Linked DNA regions of Homo sapiens: region 1 is linked to region 2. A link is a loop called in an ENCODE intact Hi-C map of the cell type or tissue named here. Cell type or tissue: CD14-positive monocyte. All regions are shown on one strand. Links, peaks and the distances in the headings refer to the core of each region. The heading gives the core; the rest is flanking DNA. Region 1 has its middle 75 kb from the start of TNFSF8. Region 2 has its middle 27 kb from the start of TNFSF8.

Region 1 (8,562 bases), core at 387-8,386, 48 kb after region 2:
TCTCTTTTAGTCATAGTTTCCTGGCAACCTCCTACCTCCTTCAAATTCATTATTCCAGAGAACAGGTACTTGACCTCCTTAGTAAAACCATATCCTTGCAAACTGGTTCTTATAGAGAAGAAAATAATTTGCTGAATTCATGTATCTCTCATTTGTCATATCAAATACTAAGCACAGAAGACTCCTCAACATTTACCTCTGTATACCATTAAGGCTCAGCATGAGGTTGGCTCAAGTGGTATTAGTCAGGGTTCTCTAGAGAAACAGAACCAATGGGAGATATATATATGAATGAAACAGAATGCATTGAATATTCAGAGAATATTCAGAGAGAGAGGGAGAGAGAGAGAAAGAGAGGGAGATTTGGGTGGAGGAGCTGTTTAATAACTGGCTTGCATGATTATGAAGGCTGGCAAATCCCAAATCTGCAAGGTGGGCCAGCCCACTAGAGACCCAGAGAAGAGTTGATGGTGTACCTCCAGTCTGGAGGCCATTTGCTGGCAGAATTCCTACTTCCTCAAGAGAAGGCAATCTTTTTCTTAAGGCCTTCAACTGATTGGATCACCCACATTATGTAGGGTCATCTGCTTTACTCAAAAATCTACTGATTTAATGTCAATCTTATCTATAAAATAGCTTCACGGCAACATCCAGACATGTTTGACCAAATATCTGGGTACTGTGGCCTAGTTACGTTGACACATAAAATTAGCCATCACAGCAGCCTAGGATTTTATGGAAAGGAGAAGGCAGAGCAGGAGGAAAGAGAGAGGATGGAACCGTCCCGTATTCTAGTTTGTAACTGCCTGGGCACTTGAACAACAAAAGAGAAGTGCTTAAGATAAATGAAGCAGGTATCCAGAACAGAGGGTGGTTCTTGCTTCTACTCTGCTTGGGGAGCTGCCAGGAAAAGCCACTTCACAGGACGCTGCAGTAATATCAGGCAGCTCCCCCAGAGAACATGGCGGTGTAGTGTCTGCCAATCCAAGAAAGTCTCAGCAGTTTAGCTTTCTCAAACTGTTCTTGGTTCCTGTGTGCCATGGACAAGACCTAGAAGCAGCTGAGAGCTTCTAGGGAGTATGATGCTCATTAGAGGGTCTCACCATAGCAGGGCCAAAGTGGCTCTGTAGTGAAGGCTGCACAGACAACAAACCATCTGACCTGAGGCTGAATGGATCCATGGAAAGTCCCCAGAAAGGTCTGGAAGTAGTGTGGCTGAGTTAGCCAGGGAGCACCTGGACTTTGCCCAAAAAGAGACAGCAGACTCCAAGTTTCATCTGCCAAAGACTTCGGTTGCAAACACGCAAACACTAGCAGGGCAGATGCAAATAGGTCAACAGTGTTCCTTCTGACACCAGCATTCAACAGGCTCTGTGACTCAGGGCTCCAACACACAGAAGGCACCAAGGAGAGGAGCTGGTGACGGCCGGAAGAAAAACCATAAAGATTGGACTTTTTTTTTTTTTTTTCTAGAGAGACTAAAAAGTTCCTAAAGGGACTATTTAAAATTATTGGCTCAAACTAAGAATAAACTACACAGAATTCATTTTTTTATTTTTGTCACAAAATTTTTATTTTTGAGACAGGATCTCACTCTTTCACCCAGGCTGGAGTGCAATGCGTTATCGCAGCTCACTACAAGCCTTGATCTGTTGGGCTCAAGTGATCCTCCTGCCTCAGCCTCCCAAGTAGCTGGGACTACAGATGCATGCCACCAAGTCCAGTTATTTTATATTTTTTTATTTTCAGTAGAGAGGAGGTCTTGCCCAGGCTGCTCTCAAACTCCTGGGCTTGAGCAATCCTTCCGACTTGGACTCCCAAAGTGCTGGGATTATAGGCGTGAGCCATCGCACCTGGCCAAACCGTATAGAATTTAAAGTCTACACTTTATCTGCTAACTGAAATGAAGACTTAGATTCATTAGACAAAGCAATATATATCAGAGTTGAAGTGTGGGTACACTTGTGAACTTGTCGCAGTGGTAAGTGGTAAATACAGAAGTTTGAAAATCAGGTCTGTGTAACTTCAAACTGTGCTGTCTCCTGTACAGTGTCATTGCGGTGAACTGACAGTCCCCAAGAGCCTTCATCACCACTGGCTAACCTGCCTCGATCCTGTTCTCTAGCCAGGGCCTTCTGAGGTTTCCTTAAGGTCAACTTAGGCTAACAGGTGAAGGACACTTTCACTTCTTTGTATGACCCACTGCTATACTTTCTAACTTTTATTTTGAGAAACTTATAAAAAATACAGAAGAGCATTCATAATACGATCAATCACACATATTGCCACTATCCAAATTAACAAATGTTAGGATCTTATCATATTTCCTTCTAGCCTTATCGTATTTTCTTCTGATGTTTAAAAACATCAGGAAAACATTGCAGATGAAAATACTGTTTCCTTTGACTATGATCCCTGGACTCATTTTCCTTCTACCTTTCCCAGAAACAACCAGGTTCATAATTTGATGTGGATTCTAGTCCATTAAAAATATATAGCTTTTTGCACACAAATCACACTAATGCATGCATCTATGAAAAATACAAAACATTTTGTGTGTTTCAAATTTAATTAAATGGTATCCAACTGTATATAATTTGATCACTGCATTTTCACTTAATCTTAGCTTTAAAGACTACATGTTAATGATTCTAGTTATTCATCTGCTACATTTTATTTGCTCTCCTTTTGATGGACATTTGATTTTTTTCAATTGCTTATAATTTATAGCTGGAATTCTTGTGGACATCTCTGTATATGTTTCTATGAACATCTGTATGTGTCTACCTTTGGTATGCTTCTGGAATGGGAAAGCCTGGCTTTCTCATACTCGTATGAGGTAGTTATCACACTAGGAGCTCAATAATTTGTGTGTGCCCCTGTCTGTCCACCTAGACACTGAGTTCCTTGAGATCAGGGGCCATGTTTTATTCATCTCTGTATTACCAGTGTCTGACATATGATTTTGAAGTAAATGAATAAACACAAGCAAAAATGAGATGCCTGCATCCCTCCCTCTGTTTCACAAAATAGATTCATCCTCACCCTGGCATGATGAGAGTAAAGGGAATTCCCTTCTGCAACTTACCATGTGCATTACTCACAGGATTGCATTTAATGACCACAAGTTTCTGAGATGTACCACTTTACAAGTGATGAAACTGAGGCTTAGAAAGGTGAAACATTTGGGAAGCTGAGGCAGACAGATCACTCGAGGTCAGGAGGTCGAGACAAGCCTGGCCAACATGTTGAAACCTTGTCTCTACTAAAAATACCAAAAAAAAAAAAAAAAAAAATTAAGCGGGCATGGTGGTGTGCGCCTGTAGTTCCAGCTACTCAGGAGGCTGAGCCAGGAGAATCACTTGAACCCAGGAGGCAGAGGTTGCAGTGAGCCAAGATCATGCCACTGCACTCCAGCCTAGGTGACAGAGTAAGACACGGCCAGTAAGGAGTAAGGGTGAGAAATGAACCCAGACCTGCCCAAATCCAGCACCTATGGCCTCTCCATTCTCATTTGCTCCCTCTCAAACCATCGGACGTGTGCTGTGGAAACATTCTGATCTTTTGCCTTCATAAACATGACATCAGCTTGAACAATTCTCTCCCCTTCGATATAATTTTTTTCCCCTCAGAGTCTGGGGAAATTACCTTCATTAATTATCCCACAGCTTTGACTAATTAACTCACATCCTTCTCTCTTGTGCTTTGAATCTACGTGTTAGAATCCTAAAATGTTAGCAGGATGCTTTGGTATAAGTGAGGCCAACCTCTTCATTTTAGAGATGGAGTGGATGGCACATGGATAAGGAGACAAATTGCATTAGAAGCTGAGTCAGCCCCGGGTCTCCTGGGACTGGGTCTGGTGCCCTGTGATCAGTCTTTTAGATTATCTGATGGAAGTGGCTCTCCTCCGACAGGGAGGAGAACTAGGTAATGTATGGGTTTGCCTTCTCACTGATATTCAGAGTAATAGAGAAGAGACTGAACAAGGATCAGGGTCCGGGAACCAAGGAACATTCTATCAGTGAAATCCAGCTTGGAAAGCACTGGATATAATCTCCAAAGGAGATTCTGAATTTGCTGGACTAAAGTCAGAGGAGAAAGCAGGCTTGACTGCAGAAGGAATATATTAGTCAGGGCAGGCTTACTGCTGTAGCAAACAGCTCCATAAGCTCAATGGCGTACCACTATAAAAATGTATTGTTTGCTCATTGCTTCTGTTGTGTTTGATCTCTGCTCTGTGCAGTTGTTCAGGAGTGCTCTTTCCATCTTTGGACTCTTCCCTCTCCAACACCCAGTACATAAAGTCAGCACCAGCGGGTATAGGAAGCCCATGGTTAGTCCAGGCGAGTCTGGGGCAGAGCTTAGACTAGAGCAGGCATTCCTGGTTTCATGTCCAGTGACTGGTATTTCTACCACACCGTCCTGCCTTTCAACATCTCTGCTCCTCAGGTTGCTCCTCTCTGAAGTGGGAATTATATAGCCTGCTCTGCCCACCCCTAGGGTTGTGAGTTCAGGTGCTAGAATTGTTTTTGTAAATGGGTGCATACTGTGCAAATATAAGGATGGCTGTGGTTTCTTTTTTACATGACATGTAGCCAAGCATCCTGCTTGCCCCTACCTGGGGTCCTTTCCCTTACAGCTTTGAAAGTAGAAGACAAATTTGAGAAACATTCCTCATAAATGGGAAGACAGCTGTAATGTGTCCTGTCAGGACTTAGTCTGTGGCACAGGAAATATCTCCTTTCAGGCGGTGCCGGTGGACCCATGTCGTGTGTGCACTTTGACACTGAGGGTCAGTTCCTACCTTTCCCAGGCCCTCCCACCTTCAGCCATCAAGCTTATATCTTGGGGGTCAGTCATTGACCTTGAACCTTGGCTGCAGCACCATCAGACCCTGGCAGGGTAGTTGGTTGTCTTGAGCATGGAATTTGGAATCCAGTAACTCTGGATTAAACCTTCATTCTAGTGTTTAGTGGCCTCACTTTCCTCATCTATAAATGGGGAGAATAACTTATAAGGTAGTTTTGAAGTCTAAGTGAGCTCATTATGAAAACTGCTTAGCAGACTGACTGTAAATAGACAGCATTCAGGAAAGTTGCGGTTATTTTCATGCCATATCCAATGTGCTAGAGATGAGTTCTGGGTGCTTGCATAATGGTTGAGTCAGACCTGCATCTTGTGGCTTCCCTGTTGGCCCTGTTTCTATGAGCAGCCTTCTGGCTCAGTGTCCCTTTCCTGCCAGTCCCAATTCCTGCCCTGAGCCTTAGTCATCTTAGTTGACGTCTAAAGACTATGTAGCCCTGGTGAGGCCAGAACCTATGCCGCCTCCAGCACTCCCCAACCCTGTCTGCTGGCTTCCCATGGTAGGCTCCATCACCTGACTGCCTGGGTACAGAGGACTGAAATGTAAAGCTTTTCCTGAAGCTGTTCACTGTTTGGCCCACATAGACCTAACTGATTTGGTCTCCTATGGATTTCCTGGTTCTCACTATGTAACCACAGTGAGCTTCTGCCTCAGCTCGTTAGGCCTAAAGAAGAGCCTGAGACAAGGGCTTGGGAGGTGCCCCCAGGATATAGGGGTGAGGGACCAGGAGTGAGGGTAAGACAGGGAGGGAGGAAAAGCCAATATGTGCTATACTTAATTAGTTCCTGCTCTGGGCAACCGTGGATCCCCATGAGGCCCCTTCTGAATTGTCCTGTAGGAGCCTGGGACATTTATCCACTGGTCTTCTCCCTCACTAGCTGACGTTCCACTTTGAAAATATTTCTGGCTCAGATCTGAGTGGGCTTCCCATACTCTTGAGAAAGCCCTAAGGCAGAGAAGTGGAGAGCCTTAGAGGCACATGCTTGCAGGAGAACCTGACCACTGCATCAGCTCTGAAATCAGAGATGATATGAACACAAAAATGTCAGCAGAAGCCGTTTTACTCAGCAAGCTGCTTCCTCGCCAGGCTTTGTGCATGAACTATGCCACGGACCACATTGAAGGTCTAGGATCATGTTGCCTTTTCAGAGAGGTCTTTCTTGACCTCCTATTTGAAGGTGCCTACCTGTGGTTACTCCATCCCAAGCAATTTCATTCCTGTGACCCTTTTCTAGCATCCTAGCTAGTGATGCTTAAAATCTACCAGCCCACATATGTATCTAGGTCTTGGGATAGGTTTAAACAAGACACACACCAGACTTGGGCTGGGGTCATTATGTAAAAAGAGGAACCGGGTGCGGTGGCTCATTCTTGTAATCCCAGCACTTTGGGAGGCCAAGGTGGGTGGATCACCTGAGGTCAGGAGTTCAAGACTAGCCTGGCCAACATGGTGAAACCCTGTCTCTACTAAAAATCCAAAAAAAATTAGCCAGATGTGGTGGCGGGCCCCTGTAATCCCAGGTACGCCGGAGGCTGAGGCAGGAGAATTGCTTGAACCTGGGAGGCAGAGGTTGCAGTGAGCCGAGATTGCACCATTGCACTCCAGCCTGGGTGACAGAGCGAAACTCCATCTCAAAAAAAAAAAAAAAAAAGAAAAGAAAAAAGAGGTATAAGATGCCAATGCCAGTCCAGTTAGCAGGTGTAAAAGGAGTGCTAAAGCTTTGGTTGATTATCAGATGTTAGAGTAGAAGACGTCAAGAGGTGAGGGGAGCAAATCATGAGACGACCAGACAGCTCAGTGTTATTTGCAGACAATGTTGGGCTGATAGGAAGCTCTCTTGGGAATGGAAAAGATGCATCTTCTGGTCCCGGTTTAGGCCTATGTAACAGCGCTTCTCTGTATGGGGTTTTGCTCCCTCAGTGTGGCCATGGAAGGATAGGAGAAGTGACCACTTCCTTACACACCTCAATGAAGATATATGTCCATCTGCTTGCAGTTTGTTTCCAAACTCTGAAGGCAGCGAGATTCTCGGACCTGGAAATAGGCTCTTCTGAGTCTTGCTGCAAAGAAAAATGGCTTCTGTAGACACTTCGTATGCAGCTTTCAGTGGCCCCTGGGATTTGGGAGACTCCAGACTGGAGAACAGCAGGGTATGCCTTCTGTGGACTAGTTTCCAAGCTGCTAGTGAGAGAGCCTTTTCTCCATCAGGCCAGCTCAGCAAGACCTACTCGGCTGAATACAGTGTGAGTCACTCTCCAGACTGTGGTCAGGAGCTGAGGCTGCAGGTTTCCCTTTACAGTGACCTCATAATCCCTGTCTCAATTCCCCCATGCTGCAGAAAAAAAAAAATCTCCATTCTTCAGGAGAAGTCTGCAGAATGATGTGCCTGGCTTGTAGGCAGAGAAGACATTAGGTTGCTTGTCCTTTCATCCTGTAGGTTTGTTTCTCCTTCAAGCAGAATTGCAACATGAAATGATCTCTCTTCTCAGCTTTTTTTCTTGCTGCGGTCAGGTTCTGCAGTTTCTGATGGTGGAATTTCCATGATAGAAGGAAAATGGGATTTACTCCTTATCATTACTGTAGGCATCCAGACTGTGTGGGCTGACTTTTTGCACCATTAACAGTGTATTGATTACGCTCATAGCCATCTTCACAGCTCCAAGATAATGGGGTTCTAAATGAAAGCGCTCCATTTTAATCCTAATTGTATTAAGTGGTGCACGTCCTCAATGATGTAGTTTTAAAATTAACTAACCTCTCTGTGTCACAGTTTCCTTCTTTGTATAATGGAGATTATAATACTACTTGCCTGATATGATTTTTGTGAGGATTAAGTGAGTTTTTACATGAGAAACACTTATAAAAGTGCTGGCATATGCCAGAAACTGTGATAAGTGTTTGATGTTATTATTTTTAGCATCAGCATGCATTTAAAGATGGTGAATCTGAGGAAAAGAAGTCACATATCTTTTTAAAAGTGGTAATCTGTAAGCAATTTCATGTTTTTAATATTCTTCTATAGTACGTTTTTGCAGAAGGACTTGCAATGGTTTATGGATTAAAGAGAAAGCAGTGTTCAATCATTGGGAAGAAAAAGAGAACAGAGACCAGTGGAAGAAACTAGAACAAATTATGCCATAGACATAAATGTGATGATTGGAATAAGTGGCCAATGAGTTCGTCCTTACTTACCCTGCAGCTAAAGAAGCTGGTTGACACATATTTCATTTCCTGATTACAGCATCAAATACATTCATTTTCAGAAATAAATTCTTTGGGGGCTTGGTGGGGCAGATGCCGTAGGAATCTACCACGTGGTTCCCTTAAGTATAAATGACTTTGAATACATTTTATTGTATCTCCTTGTTTAGCTTTACTATGAAGAGCTGTTAAAGATGTGAACCTCTGGAAGATCAAGGACTTTGCCTTATGGAATGCAAATAACCAAAGTAGAAATCATGGTATAAATGAAAGACAAATACAAGTGTTGGCTGCAGAGTGCTATCTCATACTTAGCAGGGATGTACTTAAGTCTTACATTTGCTTCCTTCCCTCTGTCCTCAAACTCCTCCATAAAGCACTTGATCTATCTGTCTGCTCTTCCTCCTAAATTAACTGAGAGCATTTGTATTAGTTCCACTTGTTAAGCAGCCAGTCAAATGGTTATTGATCATTTACTTTGTGTGAAGGATGT
Region 2 (8,562 bases), core at 471-8,470:
CCCATAGGAGCCCAAGGAGAGATTGTAGGAAATCTTGCATCCAAAATTCCAGGAGGGATTAAGGGAAAGTAGTGGGTATGTATAAGGAGCAAAGTAGGAGTTTACTTGAGAAGAAGAAGCTGTCACATAGTTGATGAGAGCAGGCAATCCCTGAGTAGCACATGGCCACTTCCAAATCCAGCAAGGACATTGGGGAGGTCCCCTTGCTGGCTTATGTCTAAGCTTGACATGTCATCCTACAGGAAACACATACAGTCTGGCTCCACTTTCTGACAGTACGGTAACTTCTTTTGTTAGGTTATGGACTGGAATCTGTTTATAGGCAAAAATCTTAAAAGGAAGAAACATATGCCAAATGTTGGTCTCAGTCTTGCGACACATTCTTGTGTTTATGGCATCATCCAGTGACTCAGCGTTGCTTTTTGGATAGGGTACAAATGCTTCATGGTCTCTTTCCTGCTGTCTTTGCAAGTTTGCTCCTGAGGGCTTCTGCAGGCACACTCTCCCCTTCAGCTGATCGTAACGACTTCAGATCCTTTAAGTCCCAACGGAGCTCGCTCTCACACCCAAGCCTTTGCACATGCTGGTCCTTCTACCTGGAGGCCCATTCCCCTAAACTGGCTGACTGGCTAGCTTTCAAGTTCTCAGTTTAAATGTCATCTTCTTAGAACCACCTTCCCTGCAGACTAAAGTAAGCTTATAGTTTATCTACCTCCATTATTCTCTCTCATGGTACCTCGTTTTAGGGCTTCATAATACCTATCATATTTTATAATTTTTGAGATTGAGTATTTTTGGAAATTAACTGCCACTTTATCAAGTTAAAAAACATGCTGAAGGTTTATAATGAAAACAGCAGTGCTCTGCCTATGAATCTCTACCTCACTTGGTCCTGCTCTCCAGAGAAATCACTTGGAACTGTGCTAGCTGTCTCTTCTAATACATGCCTCAGTATTTCTAGCAAATATGCTTATATTGTTATATATTGATTTATTAATATTAGACTTCTACTGATTTTCTGCTATAAAAGGAAAATTTAGATCTTCTATACATCTCTTCATTTCTCCTCTTGCTTTAATATTCATTTCACAATTTTTGGATAAATCCAAATCATTGTTTATGTTTTTATGATTATACAAAAATTATTTGCAGAGTCCAAGTAGTATACTAGGATCATATATTTTCTTGTCCAACTTTATTCTTCCTAAAATTGCCTGTTTACCTCCAGTTGGTGTTGTTTGTTCTACATTTATTTTTATCTTTTTTTCACCCATTCCATCAGATCACTAATTAGTTTTTCCTTTTAAATCAGGCGTTGGCAAACTCTTTCTATAAAAGATCATATAGTAAATATTTTTAGACTTTTTGGTCCAGACAGCCTCTGTTGCAACTACTCAACTCAGCTGTTAAAGTCATGGGCAATATGCAACTGAGCTGCAGACAATATGTAAATGAAGGGGGGCAGCTGGCCATGTTCCAAAAAACCTTTATTTACAAAAGCAGGTGGTAGGCAGGATTTGGTCCACGGACTGCAGTTTGTCAACTCCTAATCAAAATGATAAAATAGACCAGATATTATTTTTTTGTAATGCTTTACTTTCCCAAAGCCCTGTCCTAGAGCCCCCTTGCCTGCGTTGCTATCTGTACTGCTGGTTCTCTTTGTGTCCTACCCTGCTGGCATCCTGGAACTTCCCCCCACTGTTTTCCTGTTTTAGACCCCTTGTTTTTTGGACCTCCGCACTTCCTCTTTCTTGTTTCATTCCTTGGTTTAGCTGGAGGATATTCTCAAGTAACCTCCTAAAAAAGAGGGTGTAAAAGGGAGGTAAATTTTCCGAGTCTTTCTATGTCTGGAAATGTCTATATGTTCCTCTTATGTCTTTTGATAGCTTAGCTAAGTAATGTATTCCAGATAAAATATTTTGTCAGAATTTTGAAGGCTTTCTTCAGTTATTTTCTGACTTCTAGCATTTCTGGCAGATGACTGATTGCCATTCTGATTCCTGTTTGTATATGATCTTGATCTTCTTCTCTCCTTGCCCTCAACCCTTTGTCTGAGAGGTTTTAGGAACATGTCTTTATCCCTGGAGTTCTGAAATGCATGATCATGTACCCTGGCGTGATCATTTTCAATCTCATGTCTCACTTGTGTCCCAGTCTGTGTCTGATGTACGTGAGTCTGGAATTTCTTCAAAAGATTTCTCCAGATGCTAGCTTTCCTATCTTCTGTCTGTGGGGTTGCCATCAGGCTCTGTGGGGCCAAGGGAGGGAATCTACCAATTTAACTCTTCCTGCATTCAAATGTGCGGCCTCATATCTTGCTCCTTGCCTCTGTGGGCATCAGGTCTCTAAGAGCCACACTTTGCAGGTATGTGTAGGGTTCATGAGAATGATTATGTTCAACATTCTCCTCTCCAGGCTTGTTAAGTTGAAGTTTTCTCAACTTTTCAACAAAGTTGATTATTACTCATGTATCTATTCCCTGTCTTTCAAAATTTGATTAAAATTTGTTGTTCATTTATACCTTAAAATAATTTTTGGTTCATTTTATTGGGAGAAGAAAAAGATATAACTGCTTATGACCTATCTGTTGTGTTTAACCAAAGTTCACAATTTGTCTCTATGTATGTGTTTTTTCTTTTTTTTGAAATGAAGTCTCACTCTGTCACCCTGGCTGGAGTGCGGTAGTGCAATCTTGGCTCACTGCAACATCCAGTTCCCAGGTTCAAGCAGTTCTCATGCCTTAACCTCCCAAGTAGCTGAGACTACAGGCACCCACCACCACACCTGAATAATTTTTGTATTTTTAGTAGAAACGGGACTTTGCCATGTTGGCCAGGCTGTCTCGAACTCCTAACCTCAAGTAATCTGGCCTGCCTTGGCCTCCCAGAATGCTGGGATTACAGGCATGAGCAACCACACCCAGCCTATGTATGTGTTTAGTGGTCTAAAGCCTGTCTGCTTTCCTGCTAGGAAGAGGCTGTGTCTGTTTATTCACCCACTGTATCCATCACACCTGGCTCCAAGTGGGTATTCTACACATATTTGACAAATGAGGGACTACATATTGAGTGAAATGGTTTGAGGAAGAGGCCTCAGGTGGGAGCCCAAGGAGACGATGCTGGGAGACACTGATCCTGTTTTATGAAGAGCCTTGAGTACTCAGGGCAAGGAGAGTGAATTTTTTCCTGGTTGGGAGCTTGTTAGTATTTTTTCAGTGGTGGGAGAGGTGGTGATGGTAGGGTATTTTGATCAAAGCAATTTCAGAAATAACTTTTCTGGTTGTGGTATGAAGGCTAGTTTGAAAAGGGTACACATGTAGGAAATAAGATGCTATGAACCGACGAGAGCTTTTGAGAAAGGAAGAGTGGGACTGCAGAAAGTTTAGAGAAGAAAAATCAATAGGACTTTGGTTCTGATTTAATATAGGAGGTTAAAGGTGATTCTCAAAAACGCTTCCATCCAGGCATGGTGGCTGACACCTGTACTCCCAGCTCTTTGGGAGGCCAAGGTGGGCAGATTGCCTGAGCCCAGGAGTTAGAGACCAGCCTGGGCAACATGGTGAAATCCTATCTCTACAAAAAATACTGGTTAAGGACATGGTGGCAGGTGCCTGCAGTCCCAGCTACTTGGGAGGCTGAGGTGGCAAAGTCACTTGAGCCTGGGGAGGTGGAGGCTGCAGTGAGCAGTGATCACACCACTGCACTCCAGCCTGGACAGCAGAGTGAAACCCCATCTCAAAAGCAAAATAGAACAAAACATGATGGTTGTCTTAGCAGAAAGAAAGAATATGAAAGATTTTGGGGGGATGGGGAAGAATAGATAATGGTTTTCATTTGTCATACTTGAGGCAATAAAGGAACGTCCAAGTGGAAATGTTTAGCAGGCAGTTGGCTATATTAGAGGTGGGAAATGAAAACAGGTTAGAGAGTTGTTCTCGCAGAGTAATTCAAGAAGAGAATGACATGAAGAAAGATGATTACTTGCTTAAGGTCATAAAACTGATAATTGGCAGGGCCCACACTGGAAGTCAGATCTGGCTAAACTCATGCCTCATGTTCAACCACAATAGTGTTCTGACTCTACAACTTTGTTGAGATGCAGCCAGAAGAACAGAGACTTAGCACTGGCCTTGGGGAATACTCACATTTAACAAGGCAAATGACTTCTTAAGAATGAAGGTGCAAAATGCAATCGAAAGCTAATGAGGTATGAGGGGAGAATACTGATGCTCCAAGAATGCCCTAAAATCTGGACAGGAGGGTAGGAACTGGTACCTTGGGCCAGGCAGCTTGGCTAGGCCCATTTGGCTTTAGCGAGGGCTGAAGTCTCCCACAGGCGCCTCCTGCTTTCACTCTGAGGACTTCTCCAAGACCATCAGTTGCACTTTCTTTTCATACACTTTCCATTCTGCCCACTGCTATGGTTCAAGCCAGAGAAAACTGTGGCCAAGTAGCAATTCTGAGAACATAAGCACGGCTGACATCCTGCCTGGTTTCTTCCACTCTTGCTCAGCCCAGAGCAGCCTGAGAGAATTTTGGTGAAGTGGTGTTTGGGGATTTTCAGAAGTGCCCTTGCAGGGAAGGGCTCCTGGGCTCTTCTCTGCCCTAGACCCCCTCCCTGTCGCATGCCTTCGGGTTCATGGCATGGGCTGGGGGAGGAAGAGGAAGCAGATGCCATGAGAGTGGGGGCGTGGGCATGTAGGTTGTGAAACAATATGAGAAACCTCCAGAGCCAGCAAAGAAAGTTTTATTTTTGGAATTTGGAATTCAAAGTTTTTCACACTCAACATTTCTGTGACTAGCAGGTGAGATAAAAATCTATGTCATTCCACTGGTTTTCACCTTTGTTTTAAATTATCTGATTTTAAACAGAAATTATTATCAGTCTGATATTGTTTCCTTTTCTAAAATGTGGTTTAATTTCGTAAAGAGCCGAGTAGGACGGCAGAGCTGAATCATAGGAAATGTCAGCATGCAAGCTCTACACCCATGATTACAAAACGGTGTTCTAGTAACCTTGGTGCTCTCCTTGAAAAAGCGTTCCTTAATCCTAGGTTTTTGTTTTCAACTAGGCAAATTTTCTCTTTGTTTGTTCTACCATATGATGTCTTTAATTTCATGCGAGAGAACTAATCATGGATCCTGAGTTTGAATCCTACTTTCTCCTCTTCCTTCCTGGGTAACAGTGGGACAGTTACATAACCTCTGAGCCTTAGTTGTCTCCCTATAAATGCAAATAAGAAGATGGACGACACACACACACACACACACACACACACACACACAGACACACACACACAACTGGCACTTAGTAGGTGCTGAAATCTTCTTACTTCCTATCATTGAACAAGATTGGATAATTTTTTTTTTCTTTTGGCGGTCACTGACTCACCAAAGAAAAAAGAAAAAATATCAATTTACTGTATGTTGTTAAATCAGGAGAGACAATTGTGGGTGTTTGTGTTTTGGATCTTATTTTTAGACATTACAAAAATGTTCCATGCACTGGATTTTGAAATTAAGAATGAGGAAACATTATTTATATCTGAATCATAAATTACAACAAACGAAAATATTACACGTATGATTTCAGTTCTATATTACAGGTATTTAAAGGGAAGGGAGAGAGGGAAAAGGAAGGGAAGGAAAAAAGGGGAGGTAGCAAACATACAAAATTGGCAGAGATATGAAAGACATGGCAAAGGTAAGAGACAGTGGATGTAGGTGCCATTGTTTGCAGATAAATATTTTTGGTTTTCCCCTAATTAATACTTGATCTATGGGTGCTAGAGTTATGTATTTGCTGCTGTAACTTCTCTTTGAAACCCATCTATTCATCCATTCATTTATCTGCCCCCCTTTCATTACTGTTTGATTTAATAAACAACTACTCAATATATCCTTTGTGTTTGGCCCTTTCCTAGGTGCTAGCAAGGCAAGAAATCAAGCCAACCTTGCTTTCCCAGAGCTCATAGTCTTGCAGGAGAGACAGACAAGTAAACAAATAGCAGCAGAGAATAATAAGTGACTGACTTGGATTTGGGGTGGTGGAAAGTCTTCATAGAGGAGGCAATTCTATGCTAAGACAGTGTGGTGGGTAGTTAAGAGCACGGATGTTACAGGCAGATAGATATGGGTTTAATCCTGATTTACTAGTTGTGTGGCCTTGGTCAAGCTGTTTAACCTGAGTCCTCACTTCGTATTTAAAAGGAGGATAAAACACAGAAACATAAAGTTTAGGCAAATTGTGAATAATACACATAAAAGCTTTGTATGTTGCTAGGCACATGATAGACCCTAAAATTGAAACCATGATTTTCATTTCAAGGTACGGGATCTTTAGTTTATTAGAGTCTTAGAGGCACTCTGGGAAAGTTGGATGGGGTTGAGAGAACGTGTCTCTGTGGAAAAAAATGGGTTATGTACTATTACTGACTTTTCAACATTTCTGTTGAAACTTTTTGAAAACTTTTCTGAATCACAGTAGCTTAAGTATCAATGTTGAAACTTTGCTTTGGGGTGCATTCCCCTCTGTATTTCCTAAGGTTGGAAGAAATCAAACCAAGGGTGGGCGATTGACTATCTTTATCGTAGATTACCTCTTGGTTAAAAGACCCTAAAGCATTAACTCCTGAGATTAACTCTAAAGCATTAACTTCCAAAGCTCTTTGGAAGGCCATCAGCAACACCTGCAGTGCAAAGCTGTTGTCAAGCCTGTAATTATGAGTAGCACCAAGGGTACCAAATGGTGACGATATTCTAGATCTGGTTTCACTCTCTTAGCACAGACACTCATATACAGGATGTAGAGAAAGCAAGTAAAACCCTAAGATTAAAATAGAAATGGAAAGTAATCATTTTTTAACAAAGACCACTCTGAAGTTAGCTGTTTCTTCCACAGGAATAACATTAATCACTAGGGGATAGAAGTGTAATTCATATCAACTCATTGGCTCTCCAGTTTATAGTTGTTTCTTCTCATGTAATGGCCCCTGTAACGCAGTGGCCAGATTTCCTCGTTGTCCTTGTGCCCATGGCCACAGTTGATTCTAAGGCAGTTGTTCTCAAACAGGAGTGTGCATCAGAATCTCCTTGTTACAATAGAGTTCTGGATCCCATCACCAGTGTGTCTGACGCAGCAGGTCTAGGGTGGAGCTTGAGAAGTTTCATTTCAATAAGTTCCCAGGTAATGCTGATGCTGCTTATCTAGGGAGTGAGCCTTGAGAACCACTGACCTAGGAGAAGGTAACTGAGCTCTCTGTGTTCTTCCAGTGCACCCACCACCTTCCATCCTCATTCCAACCCCACTTTTCACATGTTTTCCAGGTATATTTTCCATTGGTTACAAATACAATAATTTTAATAAGTACTGGAGGGGAGCTTGTCTACAGCCTGGAGAAGAAAGGGAATCAAAGTGTGAGGGGAACATCAAGGTGTTCTCTAACATCAGAAATCTGTGTGTCAAAACAAGAATAGGAGGTAGATCTTTTCAACCTGCCAATTTTCCCTCCCTCAAAGGAAGACATTTTTAACAATTTTTAAATGTCTGAAAATAGGCAGCTTTTGGTTAAAGATGATATATTAAACAAATTCATTTATCCTTGCACCTTCTTAAATAACAACACAATGCTAGCAGCTAAACTTTTGGCATAGTGTGCAGCATAAACCCTCAAGGACAAAAAGAAGGGTAGAAGGGATGATAAGAATATTGAAAATAAGAAAGCAGATAGGCAACTGTTCCAACTGGCTTCTGTAGACCTGGGAATTCTGAGCTGTAAGCAGCAGAAGCTGGAGAGCGAGGGGATTTGCACACCAGAGCCCCAGAAAAGTTCTGGATTCTGGAACTTCTGAATGAGGTAAAATTGGGCCTAAAAGGAGGAGTGACTGAGAATCTGTATAAAGAGCAAGAGAACTTCTAGGTCCACCCTACCCACTACATCAGGTGATGTCTTCTCCTTTGCCCTGGCATGTAGCTGGAGGTTTACTCTCAGAAGGCAGTGAATCAGAAGAGCTCTGGACTGGTGGACACCAGGCACAGTTGGAAGAAGGGGTACTTTATAGAAAATGGTTGGGGGATTAAATGAAAGTCAACTTATGGAAACTTTACACTTTAGTCTTCTTCCCAACTTGAGCTCCCAGAATGTTGGCCTCCAAGTGTATGCCTTCCAGATTAGTAGCATAATGCTGCGATTTTAGAAGGTACAATCTTCTAACAATCTGTAGCTATTTTCACAAAAAGATTGAGGGAGAATGGAAGGGGTTTGTGGTGCAAGAGAGGCCTGCAGAGGATGTCCAAGCTGAGTTTAAAGTCAGCCATATTTACTGAGCAACTATTCTGTTCCAAATAACAAGCTGTGAGCTCAGATGATTCCCCAATAAGAAAGATTCAGTGTGCCCATCCCTCATTGAATTAGATGGGAAGGTTGGAGGAAGGAACAGTGCATACAGAGGGAGATGGTGGAGAAAAGACATGCTGAGTTTGTGGAACAACAAACAGTTCAGTATTGTTGGCATGGAAAGTATAGATGTGTAGGGAGTATGGGAGGGAGGGAGGGAGGCCTGA

What was found. Hi-C counts contacts between places; a loop is a spot of excess contacts. Peaks named below come from ENCODE experiments on the same cell type or tissue, not always from the same donor. Only the 100,000 strongest peaks of a DNase experiment are listed, where the experiment ranks them.
Region 1: a loop joins it to region 2, with 5 times the contacts of the local background. A loop is called at or near these places in 8 of 110 quality-filtered maps.

What each region holds. Positions count from the first base shown.
Region 1 is chr9:115,001,643-115,010,204 of GRCh38, forward strand. No RefSeq gene overlaps it. Among named protein-coding and RNA genes, the nearest start is that of TNFSF8, 75 kb to the left of the region's middle. In CD14-positive monocyte, for the core only: no CTCF peak of the experiment used is centred there; DNase peaks (open chromatin) are centred at 3,129, 5,199 and 7,129; H3K27ac peaks cover 2,417 bases.
Region 2 is chr9:114,953,716-114,962,277 of GRCh38, forward strand. No RefSeq gene overlaps it. Among named protein-coding and RNA genes, the nearest start is that of TNFSF8, 27 kb to the left of the region's middle. In CD14-positive monocyte, for the core only: no CTCF peak of the experiment used is centred there; DNase peaks (open chromatin) are centred at 1,706, 4,616, 4,976 and 5,276; H3K4me3 peaks cover 5,440 bases; H3K27ac peaks cover 6,399 bases.